Linked DNA regions of Homo sapiens: all the other regions are linked to region 4. The links are chromatin loops, found by intact Hi-C in ENCODE. Cell type or tissue: dorsolateral prefrontal cortex. All regions are shown on one strand. Links, peaks and the distances in the headings refer to the core of each region. The heading gives the core; the rest is flanking DNA.

The links. Hi-C counts contacts between places; a loop is a spot of excess contacts. Peaks named below come from ENCODE experiments on the same cell type or tissue, not always from the same donor. Only the 100,000 strongest peaks of a DNase experiment are listed, where the experiment ranks them.
Region 1: it touches region 4 in a loop (3-fold over the local background); 57 of 110 quality-filtered maps call a loop at or near these places.
Region 2: a loop joins it to region 4, with 6 times the contacts of the local background. A loop is called at or near these places in 86 of 110 quality-filtered maps.
Region 3: it touches region 4 in a loop (4-fold over the local background); 13 of 110 quality-filtered maps call a loop at or near these places.

Annotation. Positions count from the first base shown.
Region 1 is chr19:6,270,712-6,274,711 of GRCh38, reverse strand. It overlaps MLLT1 (MLLT1 super elongation complex subunit), which reads left to right. Exons shown (of 12, transcript NM_005934.4): 2 at 3,953-4,000. Among named protein-coding and RNA genes, the nearest start is that of MLLT1, 7.3 kb to the left of the region's middle. RefSeq lists an enhancer at 1,017-1,616. In dorsolateral prefrontal cortex, for the core only: a CTCF peak has its summit at 2,430; DNase peaks (open chromatin) are centred at 791, 2,411 and 2,851; H3K4me3 peaks cover 3,050 bases; H3K27ac peaks cover 4,000 bases.
Region 2 is chr19:6,297,698-6,302,595 of GRCh38, reverse strand. No RefSeq gene overlaps it. Among named protein-coding and RNA genes, the nearest start is that of MLLT1, 20 kb to the right of the region's middle. In dorsolateral prefrontal cortex, for the core only: a CTCF peak has its summit at 2,635 (motif pointing right); a DNase peak (open chromatin) is centred at 2,615.
Region 3 is chr19:6,352,199-6,357,096 of GRCh38, reverse strand. It overlaps a transcript of ACER1 not described here. Among named protein-coding and RNA genes, the nearest start is that of CLPP, 6.9 kb to the left of the region's middle. In dorsolateral prefrontal cortex, for the core only: CTCF peaks have their summits at 2,640 and 2,839 (motif pointing right); no DNase peak of the experiment used is centred there.
Region 4 is chr19:6,216,452-6,220,451 of GRCh38, reverse strand. MLLT1 (MLLT1 super elongation complex subunit) reads left to right here. Exons shown (of 12, transcript NM_005934.4): 7 at 2,411-2,498; 8 at 3,939-4,000. Among named protein-coding and RNA genes, the nearest start is that of MLLT1, 62 kb to the left of the region's middle. RefSeq lists an enhancer at 2,796-3,710. In dorsolateral prefrontal cortex, for the core only: CTCF peaks have their summits at 1,583 and 1,785 (motif pointing left); a DNase peak (open chromatin) is centred at 1,781; H3K4me3 peaks cover 237 bases; H3K27ac peaks cover 3,107 bases.

The sequences.
Region 1 (4,000 bases), core at 1-4,000, 54 kb before region 4:
TGGGGAGTGGGTGTCAGGGTGGTCCCAGAGGTGCAGGGAAGTGGAAATCCCTGAGACCACAGCCCCCCGGCTCATTTCCAGCCGTCTATTCCAGAGGTTCCAAAAAAGTGGCCTCCCAGCAGCAGGCATTCCTGGTGCCTTGAAGGAACTTGCTGGGATAAAGTTGGGGGAGAGCCACTGACCAATCAGATTATTCACTCTAAGACATTCTGGAGAGCCTGTCACTTAACCTCTGCAGCCAGGCACCCTTCCTAGAGAGACAGCTAATTGATTAGCTTCAATTCTTTGGTCCTAATGGCCAAGGAAAGAGTCCAGGTGGTGTGGGGGAAGGGGGGTGGTTACCCTTGGCTATGGAATTGGCTTAGCTGTGCTAATAAATTATCATGACCTGACAAGTCAAACGCGTTGGCCGGGGCTCCACTTCTTGCCTCCCGTTGACGTGGCTTGAGCGTCTTACTGAATCTGTGATTCCTTTTTTACTACAACAGCAGAGACTCTGTTATTCCACCCTTCCGGGGAGTGCCCCCCTCAGCGCTCCACAGTCCCCTGGGTGCAGCAGGCCGGGCACCCGAACTTCGCATCTGTTGGCCAAGTCTGGGGTGTGTCCTTAACAGTGGGTGTTGAGGCTCAAGTTGGCGCCAGCCCCCAGGGCATCAGTGTCGCCTGGGCAGCACTTTGGGCCCGGCCTGCCGGCTGCAAAGATTACCCATCGCTGCCTCGGAACCTTCCTGTTTACTTTGGCCACTGCGGTGGAGTTCTGGTGCTTCCATCCTCCCCCTCTCCAGTGGAACCGCGGTCTTTCACTCTTTCACAATAACTGCTCTGCCGCCTGCGTGCCCTGGGTAGGAACTCCCTGTCATCAGAAATGCCGGGAAGTCGGCCGAGGTCTGAGTGGCCGGGTCAGTGAATAAGCGATTCCGAGGAGACACTGTCATTGTGTGGGAGTCAGCTCCACAGAAGCAGGGGTCGTTCTCCCGCATCCTGGTGCTGTTCCCATGATGTATATGTACATTTAGTTTTCACCTGTAATGCTCCCAGCGGGACAGGGGTTGCCTTCCTGTTTTCTAGCGAAAAAGGCAGAGGCGCAGGCGTGTAAGCATAGAGGGTGGTCATGGCCGCTCGGGGCTAATGTCAGTGTTGTTTTGGGTTTGTTGGAATGCGGTGGTGTTCAGGCAGACACTCGTGCTTGGCCTGAGTATTGCCATGCCGGTGCTCAGCCCTCACCTCGTGTGTTTGGTGGGGGTACTTTTACCTGAGATCCTCATGAATCCGCAGCGCCGGGGGTTTATGAGTGCGCCTGATCTTCCGTCCATCCCCACTTTCTTCCCACACTGGGGTCGTGAATGTCCCTGCTGCCCGGATCTTGGGGTTACCTGAATGTCCTCCACCCTCGGGTCCTGTCAGTTCTGTGGCTTTGGGCTGTGTTCACCCCTTTTTCCAGCCACTCCTTCTGGTTGCCTCCTCATGGGCTGGGGTTGCTGTTAGTTTGCCATTCGCCCTTTTCTGCCTGCACCCCAGGCCTTACACAGAGGGCCGGGGGCTTTTGACTCCGAGACCGTTTCCCATATCTGTCAGCCACTTATGACGACGGGTTATTTCTTTTGTCTCCGGCCTGATCCCAGGCACCCCCTGCAGTGTGCCTGGTCCCTAGGGAGTCCCTGCCCTCTTTTCCCAGGGAACTCCAGAGGGACAGTCGTCCTGAGCCAAGGGAATCCCCTCTGCCCCCTTTCCTTTTAAAAATTAATTTTTAGTTGACAAATAAAAATTGTACATCTGTATCATGTACATGTTTCAGTTTACTTTTTAAGTTGCCAAATAGAAATTGCACGCCTCCGCCTCATTTCTTATACCTGGCTTGCTGTGCGCACAGACCCTCAGCCTCTCTGGCCAGTTCTTCCACATGCTGGAACTGGCCTGTCCTTATCTGCCACCATGGCCCTGCCGTCTCCAAAAGCAGCATTTAGAACTCCCTGACCTGAGAGGCTCTCTGGTTTAATTAATCCAGCATCGTCCAGGCCTCCTGTCCCGTGGTTTCAAGATAGAGGCTAAGAGGACGAACAAGATGTAGTCCCTGCTCTCAGAGAGTTCACAGGGGCCCTGGGGGCTGCGTCAGCAACCCAGGAGCGGGGGATGGGATGAAGGGGCTCCCGTGGAGCTGTCCACAGGCTTCTGTGGGGACTCAAGGTTGGTCTCCAGCGTGGCTACCAGAAAGGGCCCTGGACAGGGCAGCGTGTGAGCCAGGACTTGAGATGAGTAGGGTTTTGAAACGAGCTTAGGGCACCCAGGCTGCGGCACTAGAAGAGATGAAGAGAGATAGGGTGGCTGTTCCTGGTGTGTCTGGGGCTGGCTGTAGGATTGAGCTGGAATGTGCGCGTTTCCTGCATTTCCTCAGTTCTGGGACTCTGAGATACCAGGACAGCGCCACCAACTCAGGAGCAGCTTCTGTGTCTGTGTGTGCACGTGTGCGCCTGTGTGCAGGCTGGACTCTGACTTCAAAAGGGTTAGGACATGAAAAGAGACGAGCGTCTCAGACTTGAGGAAATACACGCGTGGAAGACGTGCGCGGGGCTCGGGCTTCCTTCTGAGGGAGTGACAAGCCGTGGAAAGCTTTAACATGGCGGGCGGGGGTGGGGGCGATAGGATCTGCCTGCCCCAGCGGCTCCATCGCGTGACAACTGAGAGCTCAGAGGGGGACGGAGAGGGAGGGAAGCCGGCCAGGCGCCGGGGCACTCAGCCAGGTGGCGGGGTCTGAACGGGGCCTCGAAATGCCAAAGAAGAGACAGGTACTGGAGGGATTGCAGCCACTGGGACACACCTGGCCAGTTGCCGAGCGATGGCGTGGAAAGGCGCAGATGGGAGCTGTCTGGTCTGGGGCCCGGGAGGGCGGCTCTGTCAGGGGAGGGTGTGGGACTCAGGCCATGGTCTGGCTGGCTCCCGGCTATCTCAGCACTTAGAAGCAAGTGTGCGCTTGGCTGCTGCTTTATTTTGTAACATTCTTGTATTTGATAGCGGGTGTCAGGGCCGTATCTGTGAAAAGTCTGGGGAGGTTTTTACAAAGCAGGGTGGATATTTACTGTAGGTTCCCTGTTGGTGGTTTTGGCCAACCTAGGTATGAAGAGTGCTTTGAAGGCATGCAACTTTGTGTTCAGTGGCATGGAACTGGCCTGAGCTGCCTTGTATTTCAGAGCAAAGTGTCAGACACGACATGTGCTCAGCGGAGGGAGCTGGGCTGCCCAGGCCACGGGTCCACCTGGGACCGGTCACCAGGGGGCCGCAGGCTGGCCTCTGCCTTCTTCTTGGGAACCTCCCATTCTGCTTTTGAAACTGAAAGCCAGTGTTGTAGCTGATGACTTAGGGAAAGGAGAGGGGCCTCCGGGAGGCGCTGTGATGCGTGCTTGGGAATGAAAATGCTGGAGTCAACAAGCTTAGGTGGCAGAGACACCGACAGCCATCAGCAAGATGACTTTTGATAGTGAAAGTGCTCGGAAGAGCATCCTCTATGATAGAGTGATGGGAGCGGTGGTGGATGCTTTTGGATCGGTGGTCAGGGGAGGCTTCCCTGCAGAGGGACAGTCAAGCTGAGAGCCCAGTGACAAGAGGCGCCAGTGTGGGAAGTCTCAGGAGCAGAGGATCCTAGGCCAGTGTGGTGGCCCCGAGGCAGGAGTGAGCTGGGCTGAGCTGGGGACCGGTGAGGAGGCTGTGCGGGTGGAATTGAGGATGAGGCGGTGGATGAGAGGAGACACGGGGTCTGTGTGGGAGTACGGAGGGGAGAAGGCACGGGACGTCTGCGGCAAGGTGCTGGCGCGATAGGAAGCCGTCTGTGTGCTGCTCACTGGGTTGAGAGCGTATTGCACTGCTGGGGGTCTTTATCGAAAGTTCTCTGTGGGTAAGGGGACAGTCCCCTGCTTGGAGGCGTGTGCTGACTTCATCTCCCCACCTCTCTCTCCTCCAGTGCACCGTCCAGGTGAGGTTAGAGCTGGGGCATCGCGCCCAACTGCGC
Region 2 (4,898 bases), core at 355-4,354, 82 kb before region 4:
GTTCACTGCAAGCTCCACCTCCCGGGTTCACGCTATTCTCCTGCCTCAGCCTCCTATGTAGCTGGGACTACAGGCGCCCGCCACCACGCCCGACTAATTTTTTGTATTTTTAGTAGAGACAGGTTTCACCGTGTTAGCCAGATGGTCTCGATCTACTGACCTAGTGATCCACCTGCCTCGGCCTCCCAAAGTGCTGGGATTACAGGCGTGAGCCACCGTGCCCAGCCTCCAGTCTATAATTCTAACAAGCTACATGACCCTTGCACATCCTAGTCTCCATCAGGGAAGGTCTCTTGGTGACAAAGGACAAAATATTCAACCCCAACTGCCTGAAATCACAAATGGACAATCAGCATATATACTTTTTTTTTTTTTTGAGACAGGATCTCTGTTGCCTAGACTGGAGTGCAGTGGTGCGATCTTGGCTCACTGCAACCTCCACCTCCTGGGTTCAAGCAATTCTCATGCCTCAGCCCCCGAAGCAGCTGGGATGACAGGCACCCACCACCATACCCGGGTAATTTTTGTATTTTTAATAGAGACAGGGTTTTACCATGTTGGCCAGGCTGGTTTTGAACTCCTGACCTCAGGTGATCCGCTTAATCAGGAAGGTCTGTTGGTGAAAAAGGACAAAATATTCAACCCCAACTGACTGAAATCACAAACGGACAATCAGCAATATGTACTTTTGTTTGTTTATTTGAGACAGAGTCTTGCTCTGTCACCCAGGCTGGAGTGCAGTGGCACAATCTCGGCTCACTGCAACCTCTACCTTCTGGGTTCAAACAATTCTTCTGCCTCAGCCTCCTAAGTAGCTGGGACTGCAGGTGCATGCAAGCATGCCAGCTAATTTTTGTATTTTTAGTAGAGGTGGGGTTTAACCATGTTGCCCAGGCTGATCTGGAACTCCTGAGCTCAGGTGATCTGCCCACCTCAGCCTCCCAAAGTGCTGGGATTATAGGCGTGAGCCACTGTGCCTGGCCAGCATATCTACTTTTGAAGTTCAGCCCCAGGCTGCAGACCTGGCTGGGTCCAGGCTTCAAATGATGTCACCAGGGCCAGGCTCTCTTCGTCCCTCTGGCTGGCTTCATGGGTGGGAGCGGCCACCAGGAGGGCTAGGCTGCCTTCTTTCCAAGTTTAAAAGTGAACTCAAAAGCTCCAAGCACAGGCTGGGCTTGGTGGCTCATGCCTGTAATCCCAGTGTTTTGGGAGACCGAGGTGAGAGGATTTTTTGAGACCAGCCTGGGCAACATAGCGAGAACCTGTCTCTACAAACAAATTAAGAATTAGCCAAGCATGGTGGTGTACACCTGTGGTCTTAGCTACTTGGGAGGCTGAGGCAGGAGGATCGCTTCATGAGCCAGGGAGGTTGAGGCTGCAGTGAGCCATGATCACACCACTGCACTCCAGCCTGAGTGACAGAGTGAGACCCTGTCTGAAAAAAAAAAAAAAAAAAGAAAAAGAAAAAAGGGCTGGAGCAGTGGCTCACGCTTGTAATCCTAGCACTTTGAAAGGCCAAGGTGAGTAGATTGCCTGAGATAAGGAGTTCGAGACCAGCCTGGGCAACATAGTGAAACCCCATCTCTACTAAAATACAAAAAATTAGCTGGGCATGGTGTCACACACTTGTGATTCCAGCTACTCGGGAGACTAGGGCAGAAGAATCGCTTGAACCCAATTGGCGGAGGTTGCAGTAAGCTGAGATTGTACCACTGCCCTCCAAACTGGACGACAGAGTGAAACTGTCTCAAAAAAAAAAATGCTGGGTGCAGTGGGCTTATGCCTATAATCCCAGCACTTTGGGAGGACAAAGCGGGCAGACCACCTGAGGTCAAGAGTTCGAGACCAGTCTGGCCAACATGGTGAAACCCTGTCTCCACTAAAAATACAAAAAATTAGCCGGGTGTGGTGGCACACACTTGTAATCCCAGCTATTCAGGAGGCTGAGGCAGGAGAATCACTTGAACCCAGGAGGCAGAGGTTGCAGTGAGCTGAGATCACGCCACTGCATTCCAGCCTGGGTGACAAGAGCAAAACTCTGTCAAAATAATAATAATAATAATAATAATAATAATAATAATAATAATAGCAGCTCCAGGCACACATGAAGATGCTCAATATCATTGTTGTTAGGGAAATGAAAATCACTGGTCAGGCACAGTGGCTCACAACTGTATTCACCACACTTTGGGAGGTCAAGGTTGGCGGATCACCTGAGGTTAGGAGTGCAAAACCAGCCTGGCCAACATGGTGAAACCCCATCTCTACTAAGAATACAAAGTTTAGCCGGGCATGGTGGTGGGCACCTGTAATCCCAGCTACTCGGGAGGCTGAGGCAGGAGAATCGCTTGAACCCAGGAGGCGGAGGTTGCAGTGAGCCGAGATCACACCACTGCACTCCAGACTGGGCGACAGAGCCAGACTCCATCTCAAAAAAATATATACTTATGTATGTGTATTGCAACAGGTGGCTGTGTGTGTACTTTTGTGGCAGGCAGCAAACTGGGAGCTTACAGGAAACAGGTTGGAGGCCAAAAGGAATTCCAAAAAGTACCCAAAAGAGGGCTGGACCGTCTACTAGGCAAAATAAAAAGGGAACACTCAACGTTGTTCCCGGGGTGCAAATAAAGTGAACCACTAGAGGGCGGTAGAGACTTAACGTATTAACAGTAACAGTTCCGTTATGGACCAAAAGCAAGACCAGAACATCCAAAATGTTACTTTCTTTGGAGTTCAAGACCAGCCTGGGCAACATAGGGAGACCCTATCTCTACAAAAAAAAATTTTAAAAATTAGCTGGATGTGGTGGCACATGCCTGTGGTCCCAGCTACTGGGGAGGCTGAGGTGGGAGGATTGCTTGAGCCCGGGAGGTTGAGGCTGCAGTGAGCTATGATTGCGCCATTGCACTCTAGCCTGGGTGACTAGATTTAAAAATCTAGGCTGGGCGTGGTGGCTCACGCCTGTAATCCCAGCACTTTGGGAGGCCGAGGCGGGAGGATCACGAGGTCAGGAGATCAAGACCATTCTGGCTAACATGGTGAAACCCCATCTCTACTAAAAATACAAAAAATTAGCTGGGCGTAGTGGCGGGCGCCTGTAGTTCCAGCTACTCGGGAAGCTGAGGCAAGACAATGGCGTGAACCTGGGAGGTGGAGCTTGCAGTGAGCCGAGATCGCGCCACTGCACTCCAGCCTGGGTGACAGAGCGAGACTCCGTCTCAAAAAAAAAAAAAAATCTAAAAAGTTGAAGGGCTACAAGTACAGTTTGTCACATGCATATATTGCATAATGGTGGTCTTGGCTTTTCGTGTATCCATCACCTGAATAATATACTTTGTATCTGTTATACAATTTTTCATCACTTTCTCTCCTTCCATCCACCCCCCCCGCCCACCCAATGTCTATCATTCTACACTCTACACCCATGTGTACACATTATTTAGATACCACTTATAAGTGAGAATGTATAGCATTTGACTTTCTTTCATCCATCTCCAGAACTTTCTCATCTTCCCAGCATGAAACTGTCCCCATGAAACACTCACTCCCCAGCACCCTCCCCTGCTCCTGGCATCCACCAGCCTATTTTCTGTTTCTATGAATCTGTTGACTTGAGGGACCTCTGTTGACTCCTAGGAGAGGAGTGGAATCACACAGGATTTGTCCTTTTGTGTCTGGCTTATTTCACTTAGCATAATGTCTTCAGGGTTCATAGATACAAGGTCTTGCTCTATTACCCAGCCTGGAGTGCAGTGGTGCCATTGCAGAATTCTTGGGATGGTGTCACTTTTCTGGCTGTAAACCTCTGTGGCTGGTGGCATCTTTGCCTGAGTTTTGCTCAGGCCCACTGGGCTCATTCTGCCCACTTGACCTGGCAGGCTACACTCGGCTCTTGCTACCAGCCTGGATCCCACACCTGCCAAGGGTGTGCCAGGTGTGGAGTGGCAAGGGGTGTGTGTTCAAGCAAGCATGGGGTCTAGCCCCTGTGCACAGTCAGACACACCGGCTGCTGCAGCAGGGTGAGCAGCTCCAGGTGCCGGCATGGGCACTGGCTCTCTGCAAGGCTGCGGCTTGGCCAGGTGCACCACAAGTAGCGTCCATGGCTGCCACCAGGGACCATGGTGGAGCCCAGAAGCTTGGAGACTCCAAGCTTCATGCTGGGCCTCAAAGAGGGAGTCACTGCCCTGGCTCAGGGAGCTCCCAGGTCTAGGCTTTCTGAAGGGCTGGAGCTCTTCTCTCCTTCTCATTACCATCAACACGGCAAGCAAGGGGCGTGTTTCAGCCCTGTTTGTGTTATAGCTCTTCCAGTCCTGCCATTCGGCAGGTCCCAAGCTCTTGTCCTGCGCCCAAGAAGAATGAGGTACACGGACAAGTGGAGGGTGAGCAAGGTGAAGAGGAGCTTTATTGAGCAACAGAATAGCTCAGAAAAAAAAAAAAAAAGGCCCTGGAGTGGGTAGATCCTCTCTGTAGCTAGTCGTCATGTCAAGTGCTCAGCTCTCAGCAGAGAGGAGGCCCTGGAGTGGGTTGCTTCTCTTTGCAGCTGGTCATCCCTATATCTGTCTAGCTATGGCTGAGCCCAGGGCTTTGATGGGCCTCAGAGGGGAGGAAGTCCATGCTGATTGGTCCATGGGCAGCCTGGAAAAGGCACCACAAGTTCCCACTCTGGTCTGTGGGACTGGCAGCCTGGCCCCCAGGCTTCAGGGCCTCCCTGGCTTGAAGGTGGGACCTCACCGGGGATCCACCCCCTTCCACCCAGGAACCTGTCTGCCTCCTGCTGCTGTTCGTGGTGATGAGGCTATAGATGCCAAGGGGCACCTGCAGGTCAGCACCAAGCTGCCCTCAACCCCTCCCTCAGCTTCCTTCCTATGCTCATCAGCACCCAAGGTCCAGAGGGGGCT
Region 3 (4,898 bases), core at 405-4,404, 140 kb before region 4:
CTCCAGCCTGGGCGACAGAGCGAGACTCCATCTCAAAAAAAAAAAAAAAAAAAAGTCTCAGCTCAGATGTCATCCCTGAGAGAAGCCTTCCCTGAACACCTTTGCTAATATCCCAGGCACTCTAGAACATTTGCCTTGTTTAATTTTCATCTTGGTGTGACTTTCATCATAAACAATTGCATTAATTCATTTGTTTCTTTTTCTATTGTCTGCAGAACATTCTGCTATCTTGTTTGGCTCTGGTGCATAGCTCACTGCAGCCTCATACTTCTGGACTCAGGTGAATCCTCCCAACCTCAGTCTACCAAGTAGCTGGGACCACAGGCACACGCCAACAGGACCTGCTAATGTTTTTAAAGTTTTTTTTTTTTTTTACATGCAGTATGATTTATTTTATATAATGTTCAAAAGCTTGCAAAAACAGCATATTGTTTACAGATGCATATTTTGGAGGTAAAATTATGAAGAAAAGCGAGATCATTATAAACAAAATTTAGGAGGGGGCTGGGATGGAGAAGGGCATGCAAAAGGGCTTTAACGGTGTTGGTTGTAATCTGTATCTTAAACTGGGTATGGGTAGTAGGGTGTCCAGTCTATTTATTTATTTATTTATTTTATTTATTTTTTTATTGATCATTCTTGGGTGTTTCTCGCAGAGGGGGATTTGGCAGGGTCATAGGACAATAGTGGAGGGAGGGTCAGCAGATAAACAAGTGAACAAGGGTCTCTGGTTTTCCTAGGCAGAGGACCCTGCGGCCTTCCGCAGTGTTTGTGTCCCTGGGTACTTGAGATTAGGGAGTGGTGATGACTCTTAACCAGCATGCTGCCTTCAAGCATCTGTTTAACAAAGCACATCTTGCACCGCCCTTAATCCATTTAACCCTGAGTGGACACAGCACATGTTTCAGAGAGCACAGGGTTGGGGGTAAGGTCACCGATCAACAGGATCCCAAGGCAGAAGAATTTTTCTTAGTACAGAACAAAATGAAAAGTCTCCCGTGTCTACCTCTTTCTACACAGACATGGCAACCATCCGATTTCTCAATCCTTTCCCCGCCTTTCCCCCCTTTCTATTCCACCAAACCGCCATTGTCATCATGGCCCGTTCTCAATGAGCTATTGGGTACACCTCCCAGACGGGGTGGTGGCTGGGCAGAGGGGCTCCTCACTTCCCAGTAGGGGTGGCCGGGCAGAGGCGCCCCTCACCTCCCGGACCGAGGCGGCTGGCCGGGCGGGGGGCTGACCCCCCCACCTCCCTCCCGGATGGAGCGGCTGGCCGGGCGGGGGGCTGAACCCCCCACCTCCCTCCCGGACGGGGCGGCTGGCCGGGTGGGGGGCTGACCCCCCCACCTCCCTCCTGGACGGGGCGGCTGGCCGGGCAGAGGGGCTCCTCACTTCCCAGTAGGGGTGGCCGGGCAGAGGCGCCCCTCACCTCCCGGACGGGGCGGCTGGCCGGGCGGGGGGCTGACCCCCCCCACCTCCCTCCCGGACGGGGCGGCTGGCCTGGCGGGGCTGACCCCCACCTCCCTCCCGGGTGGGGTGGCTGTCGGGCAGAGACGCTCCTCATTTCCCAGACGGGGTGGCTGCTGGGCAGAGGGGCTCCTCACTTCTCATATGGGGCGGTTGCCAGGCGGAGGGTCTCCTCACTTCTCAGACGGGGCGGCTGGGCAGAGACGCTCCTCACCTCCCAGATGGGGTCGCGGCCGGGAAGAGGCGCTCCTCACTTCCTAGATGGGGTGGTGGCCAGGCAGAGACGCTCCTCACTTTCCAGACTGGGTAGCCAGGCAGAGGGGCTCCTCACGTCCCAGACGATGGGCGGCCAGGCAGAGACGCTCCTCACTTCCCAGACAGGGTGGCGGCCGGGCAGAGGCTGCAATCTCGGCACTTTGGGAGGCCAAGGCAGGCGGCTGGGAGGTGGAGGTTGTAGCAAGCCGAGATCACGCCACTGCACTCCAGCCTGGGCACCATTGAGCACTGAGTGAACCAGACTCCGTCTGCAATCCCGGCACCTCTGGAGGCCGAGGCTGGCGGATCACTCGCACTTAGGAGCTGGAGACCAGCCCGGCCAACACAGCGAAACCCCGTCTCCACCAAAAAAATACGAAAACCAGTCAGGCGTGGTGGCGCGCGCCTGCAATCACAGGCACTCGGCAGGCTGAGGCAGGAGAATCAGGCAGGGAGGCTGCAGTGAGCCGAGATGGCAGCAGTACAGTCCAGCTTCGGCTCGGCATCAGTGGGAGACCGTGGAAAGAGAGGGAGAGGGAGACCGTGGGGAAAGGGAGAGGGGGGAGAGGGAGAGGGAGAGGGAGTGACACTTCTCCTGTTTTTAAAGTTTTTGTTGTAGAGACAAGGTATCGATATGTTGCTGAGGCTGGTCTCAAATTCCTGAGCTTGAGCAATCCTCCTGCCTTGGCCTCCCAAAGTGCTGGGATTACAGGCGTGAGCCACTGCACTCAGCCCATTAAACCTTTTTGATTAGGGCTCACAAGGAGAAACATATCTTACATAGTGTCTGAGTACACAAAAATACAAAAGTCTTATAAAATGAAACTTATTATTTGAGCAATGTCCTTTGATATTTTCTATTCTATTTGATCCTGTTCTATTGCATTTCACTTAAAGTAGGGTTTTTCAACTTTGGCACGATTGAAAATCTGAGTTGGAGAATTCTTTGAAAGTACAAAAGGCCACCCAGGCCACTGTAGGGTGCTGAGCAGCATCTCTGGCCTCCACCCACTCGATAACAGGAGCACCCCCACCCCTACCCCCATCAATTAAAAAAAATGCCCCCCTAACAGTAAAAAGTATCTCAGACATTGCCAAGTATCCTCCAGGGGGCAGAGTCGCTCCCAGCTGAGAATCACTATTTATTTATTTATTTACTTATTTATTTTATTTTATTTTATTTTATTTTTGAGATGGTCTCTTGCTCTGTTGTCCAGGCTGGGGTGCAGTGGTGTGATCTTGGCTCACTGCAGCCTCCACCTCCTGGGTTCAAGTGATTCTCCTGCCTCAAACTCCTGAGTAGCTGGGACTACAGGCATGAACCACCATGCCTGGCTAATTTTTGTATTTTTAGTAGAGATGGGGTTCCACCGTGTTGGCCAGGCTGGTCTCAAACTCCTGACCTCAGGTGATTTGCCCACCTCGGCCTCCCAAAGTGCTGAGATTACAGGTGTGAGCCATCACAGCTGGCCTGAGAACCACTGTTTTATTTTATTTTATTTATTTTATTTTATTTTATTATTTTATTGTATTTATTTTATTTTATGAGATGGGGTTTCGCTCTTGTTGCCTAGGCCGGAGTGCAATGGTGTGATCTGAGCTCACTGCCACCTCTCCCTTGCAGGTTCAAGCAATTCTCCTGCCTCAGCCTCCCAAGTAGCTGGGATTACATGCACGTGCCACCACGCCAGGCTAATTTTGTATTTTTAGTAGAGATGGGGTTTCAGCATGTTGGTCAAGCTGGTCTTGAACTCCTGACCTCAGGTGATCCACCTGCCTCTGCCTCCCAAAGTGCTGGGATTACAGGTGTGAGCCACCATGCCCAGCCAAGAACCACGACTTAAAGTGGATAGTGATCTGAAATAGAAGAAAAACAACTTTATTTATTTATTTTTATTTTGTAGAGGCAGAGTCTCACTATGCTGTCCAGGCTGGTTTCAAATTCCTGGAGTCAAGCAACCCTCTTACCTTGGCCTCCCAAAGCGCTGAGATGTCAACAGAGGGAAAGAGTTGAAGGTGAGTTTGTCTCCTTTTTTTTTTGAAGTAGAGTCTTGCCTTGTCACTCAGACTAGAGTACAGTGGTGTGAACATGGCTCACTGCAGCCTTGACCTCCTGGGTTCAAGCAATCCTCCCACCTTAGCTTGCCAAGCAGCTGAGACTATAGGCGCAAGCCACCACGCCCAGCTAATTTTTGTTTCTGTTTTTATAGAGACAGAATTTCTCTTATGTTGTCCAAGCTGGTGTTGAACTCATGGCCTCAAATGATCCTCACACCTGCCTCGGCCTCTTGGTGCTGGGATTACAGATGTGAGCCACCACACCAGGACTCCATAAATATTTAATGTGTTGTTTTCATTCCTCCAAACCTTGCTCAGTAAGTTCTGAATGAATGAGTATTTTGGCTCTTGGCTCCAAATCAACCTGCCCTACTGGTTTTTGGTTATCACTCCATGATCAGAGAGAAGCTGTCATCACTGTTACCTTCTCTGGAATGAATGCAAATGGGCCTATTGAAATGATAGAAATTGAAAATTAGGAAAAGAAAAGGAAACTCTCAGTGCTGAAGAGGCTGTGGATGAAATGCTGGATGCACCAATGAATGGCTCATGGACATTGCTACAGCTTCTCTGGGAACAAAGTTGACACCAAATTTCAAATTCACAGAACCCACTTCCAGTTATTTGTTTTTAGGAAATGATCAAAGGTGTGCACCTGTGCACTAAGATTTGACCCCAAAGTAGCTTATGGCAGAGTTGTTCATACACCTGTGTTTCAGTTAGTTAGTGCTGTGTAACAAACCGCCCCTAAACTTAGGAGTTTGAAACAACCACAGCTTATCATTTCTCATAATTTGAGAATCTGCACTGGGCTCAGCTAGGATTTTCTGGGGCTGGAATATCCACAAGTGGAACATTCTCCACTCACATATCTGGAGCCCCAGTGAGTCATCTCTCTCTCCACATGGCTGTTTGGGCTCCCTCATGGTATGGTGGTCTTTATTCCCCATATGGCAACTGACTTCAGAGAGAGTTAGCAAAAGCTACTTGTCTTCTTAAATGCTTGGCTTGGAAGTCACATGGTAGCTCTTCTGCCACATTCCATTGGTCAGAGCAAGTCACATAGCCCAACCCAAATTCAAGGGGAAGAGGAGATGAAATAGACTCGGCGGAGG
Region 4 (4,000 bases), core at 1-4,000:
AGGAGGCTTTGGGACTTCCTCCTGGCCGAAGAAGAGCGCCCCGCGTGCTGAGAGGCTTTTGAGCAATGCGGCTTAGCGCCCCGAGGTCTGTGCGGGAGTGAGACCCAGGCCCCAACAGCACAGAGTCCCTGACGCCTCTTCCCCCGGGGGCTTCACCGAAGCCCAGGCTGCTATGGTGAAGAAGCACATCGGCCTTCCAGACCACTGGCCCCTTGGCTTCCCCTTGGCCGTCTTGGGCTGCTCCTCCCCAGAGGCTGTGTGTGGCTGTGCTACCAGAACCGGCCATCGGAAGAATCTGCACCAGCTGGGGTCTGGCCCACGCCCACCCTCGTAGGGCCACTCTTTGGGCCGAGTCCCCGAGCCGAGCTCCCACGTCCTCCAGCTGCTGCCTTGGGGTCTCCCTGGCCCTTGGGGATCTGGAGTCAGTCGTGGACCCAGTCTGCTCCGCCCTCCCTCTGAGCCCCGGGCGTGCTCCGGTGGCCCTTCTGATCACACCACCTTAGGGCTCTTCTGGCTGAGACCATTTCCGGATTCTTTTCCTCCCTGCCCCTTGGATTTGGGCGGAAGGAAAGGGGATGCGTGTGCCTGACTGGCTTTCCTCTGTCTGGCACGGCGCCAGGACAGGCTTGGGGGCCTCTCGGGGCTCAGCATCCTCTCTGCTTCCATCCCTGCTGACCTTGTGCAGCCTCCTTTGGCCGCCTGAACTGCCCCCTCTCCACCTTTAGTGAGAAAGTGCATGGGATATGGGGCCAGGACCTTGGATACTTCTCCAGTCCACCTCCCTCCAGGTTGGTGCCCACCCCTCTGCCCCAGGGATTCCATCCGGAGGTCAAGGGAGGACTAGCCTTGGCCTCGGTGTGCAGGCAGCTGGCGGTGCTGGGAAAACTGAGGCTGACATAGGACGGCCTTGTTCTGAGTAGCAAGGCCTGCTGGTTAGAAGGCTGGGGTTAAATAGGCCATCTCTCGGTCACCTCTTACTCACCCCTGGCCCCCAAGAACAGAAGTCCAGGCTGTGCATCACCCAGCTCCAGGCAGGCCCAGCCAGGGGTCCTGGACGCTCTGGGGTATGTGTCCGGGACTCAGGTAGCCTGAGTGGGCAGTGACTGATGGGCACCACGGCAGGCTTTCCCAGTGATGATTCATCAGGGAGCGCCATGTGTTGGTGGGAAGGGGCGCTGGCAGGGGCTGGTTTGAGGGGCAGGAGGGGGCTGGGTTGGGCTGCAGTAAACCCTTGGGAAGTCCCTCTTCCCTCTCAGGCACGGGTGAGTCTGGACCTGCTGCTTGGGGAGGCCTTGGGCTTTCGTGGGGACCCTTCTGCAGGGTGGAGGCTGTCTCCTCCACATGCTAGGGGAGGGGCCGGGGGCTCCCAGGCACTCAAGGTCCTGAGTCCCACCAGCTCAGTACTCCGTTCACGGCTTCCCTTGCATGGCTGGCGGCTGCAGCGGCCCCTGCCAGAATCCAGCAGACCAGCTGCCTCCTCCTGATGGAGGGAGGACCCTGGAGGGGACTGGTCTGAGGGGCTCAAGCCACCTAGTTCCACCAGACGGGCCCCCAAGGTGAGGGGGCTGCCCTGGGCCCGCCATGTCCTCTGGCACACCCCTTGGGATGAGCTCATTGGCAGAAATGTGGGCCCAGAACAATGGGCCCCTCCCCGTGCAGGTGTCTGCAGTGCCTGCCTCCCGTCCACCCAGGAGCTACGCCTCTGCCCCATACACGCCTGCCCTGCACTGTCACCCTCTGTCCTGGCATCCCACCCCTTGTGTCCTTGTTGTGGCTTTTACTGCCCCCTGGTGGCTGAGCCTGGAAGGACAGCTGCAGGAGGAGGAGGCGGGTGGGGCCGGGCTTGCCCATGGCTTCTGTCCCCTGTGCACGCACGCTCTTCAGTGTCTTGGGCAGCTGGCGGTAGGAGCAGCGAATGGGTGGGGATACAGAGCTCTCTGCCACCCCTGAGCCCCGGACAGCACTGGGTCAGAACAAGAAGTGTCCACACCCAGCTTTCCTGTTCCAGACATTTTTGCGACACCAGTCAATGCCTGCCCTCTTGGACGAAGGCAAGGCCCACCCACCTGTGGGACTTCAAGCCCCTGCCCCAGCCTCCCTCCCAGTACCCTGTGCACCTGCCTGGGTAGACAGGAGAGCCCACGTGGTCCACACGGTCTCCTGGCGCTACCGGAAACCCAGACATCCACGGGTGTCCTAGGGCTGGCACGGGAGGCTATAGGCTGCGCATGGCCTGGCCGCTGGCTCCTTAGTGGGTTCTCAGCGGCACACGTGGGTACCCTTGGGACCCTAGGGGTGTCTGGGGGAGACCCACTCAGCGTAGCTGCTGCCAGGGGGCCCCCTTTGTCTCTGCTGAAAGGTGACAGCTCTCCCTTTCTCCCCTCCCTGCCCATCCCACCATTGGGTGAAGTCTGCCCAGTCAAGCCCGTCCAACTCCAGCTCCAGCTCAGACTCCAGCTCAGACTCAGACTTCGAGCCATCCCAGAACCACAGCCAAGGTGTGTATGGAGAGCAGCTGGGGGGCACGGATGGGGCCGGGGAGGGCCTGGAGCTCAGGCCACATGGGCATTCCTCAGCGTCCACTGCCTGCACAGGCTGGGCCCTGCAGATCTGTACATGGAGGGTTTTGGTGGCCTGGGGGAGTCTATATTTAAAAGCAAAGCAGGAACAAGTCACCAGACCTCCAGTCAGGCCCGGGGGCACTGTTCCTTGTGGTGGCTGTTGGCATGCACCCCGTGCCTGGAGCCAGGCTGGTGAGGGGCTTCTGGTGAGGGCCCTGCCCATGGCCAGAACTCTCCCTGTGCTGCTGGGGACCATGGACGGACGGCGTCACCTCCTCCGCCCATCCCACCCGCTCCCCAGGGCCAGCGAGGCACTGGCTGCCTGTGGACGGCCGGGGTCTCCTGCTGCCGGAGTGTTTGGAGTGCCCTCTCCCTCTCCAGGCAGGCCACCCTGAGTAGGGGCGGCTTTTTGGGGAAAGGACATAGGCCCATTGGCTGCACCAGCCTGCCCCAGAGTGGGGAGGGCCCTGGGGACCAGGCAGCCTGCAGGACACAGTGGGAGAGCTGCCCTGAGCCCCCGGCCCCAGTCCAGACCCCAGCACCCACTCCCAGGCAAAAAGCGTTTCCACTCCTGGATTGGAACAAGAGCCTCCTTCCCCCTTGGCCTGGAATCCTTTGCAGGGGGGCTGGGGGAGAGGAGTGTGCGGGGTTGTGGAGGGAGTCTGGCCTGGAATTCAGCCGTGCAGTTGCCGAGGGGGCTGGGGGATGGGGCCCTTGAAGCCTACACTCGCTCCAAGTGTTCTTATCTGCCGGGAAGGGAGGGGGACCTACTGAAGCGGGATCATGTGACTAAGGTAATTGAGGGCTTTGTGTCCCTCTGTTGCCTTGGTAACAGGAATATAAACCAAGATGCCGTCTGTAGGGGACTGGAACCGTGTGCCTCTGGAGAAAGGGGAGGACGGTGGACTGGGAGCAGCAGAGGGGATTACCGAGGGGGTGGGCAGGCCGGCGTAGGGTGCAGGAAGAGAGATCTGTGACCCCAGGCCCAGCTTCCCAGCCAGGCTGTGGCTCCCTCGCCCTCCCTGGGCTCTCGGCAGAGCTTCTGATCTCTGTGCCCCGAGCAGAGGAGGGGTTCTCCTCCGGCTGCAGCAATGGAGGGGCCCTGCGCGCCCACTGCCGGCCAGTCCCCTGAGGCCTGCGAGCAGGGCCAGGAAGGTAGGGAGGGGTGGGGGAGCCAGGGCGTTCTAGGGGAAGCGGGTGGCTGCCGGTGTGGGGGCAGTTCTTAGAGATGGGCACAGGGACCCCCAGGTGGACGGGCGTGTGCATTTGGGGGTCACCAGTGTCAAGAAGCTCTGCGTGGCCTCATGGGCGAGGGGCCCTGGAGGCTCAGTGGAGCCCTGCCCTTGTCTCCCCTCCCTCCCTGCCCCGCCTCCCCAGGACCCCTGCGCTCCATGGTGGAGGACCTGCAGTCCGAGGAGTCCGACGAGGACGACTCTTCG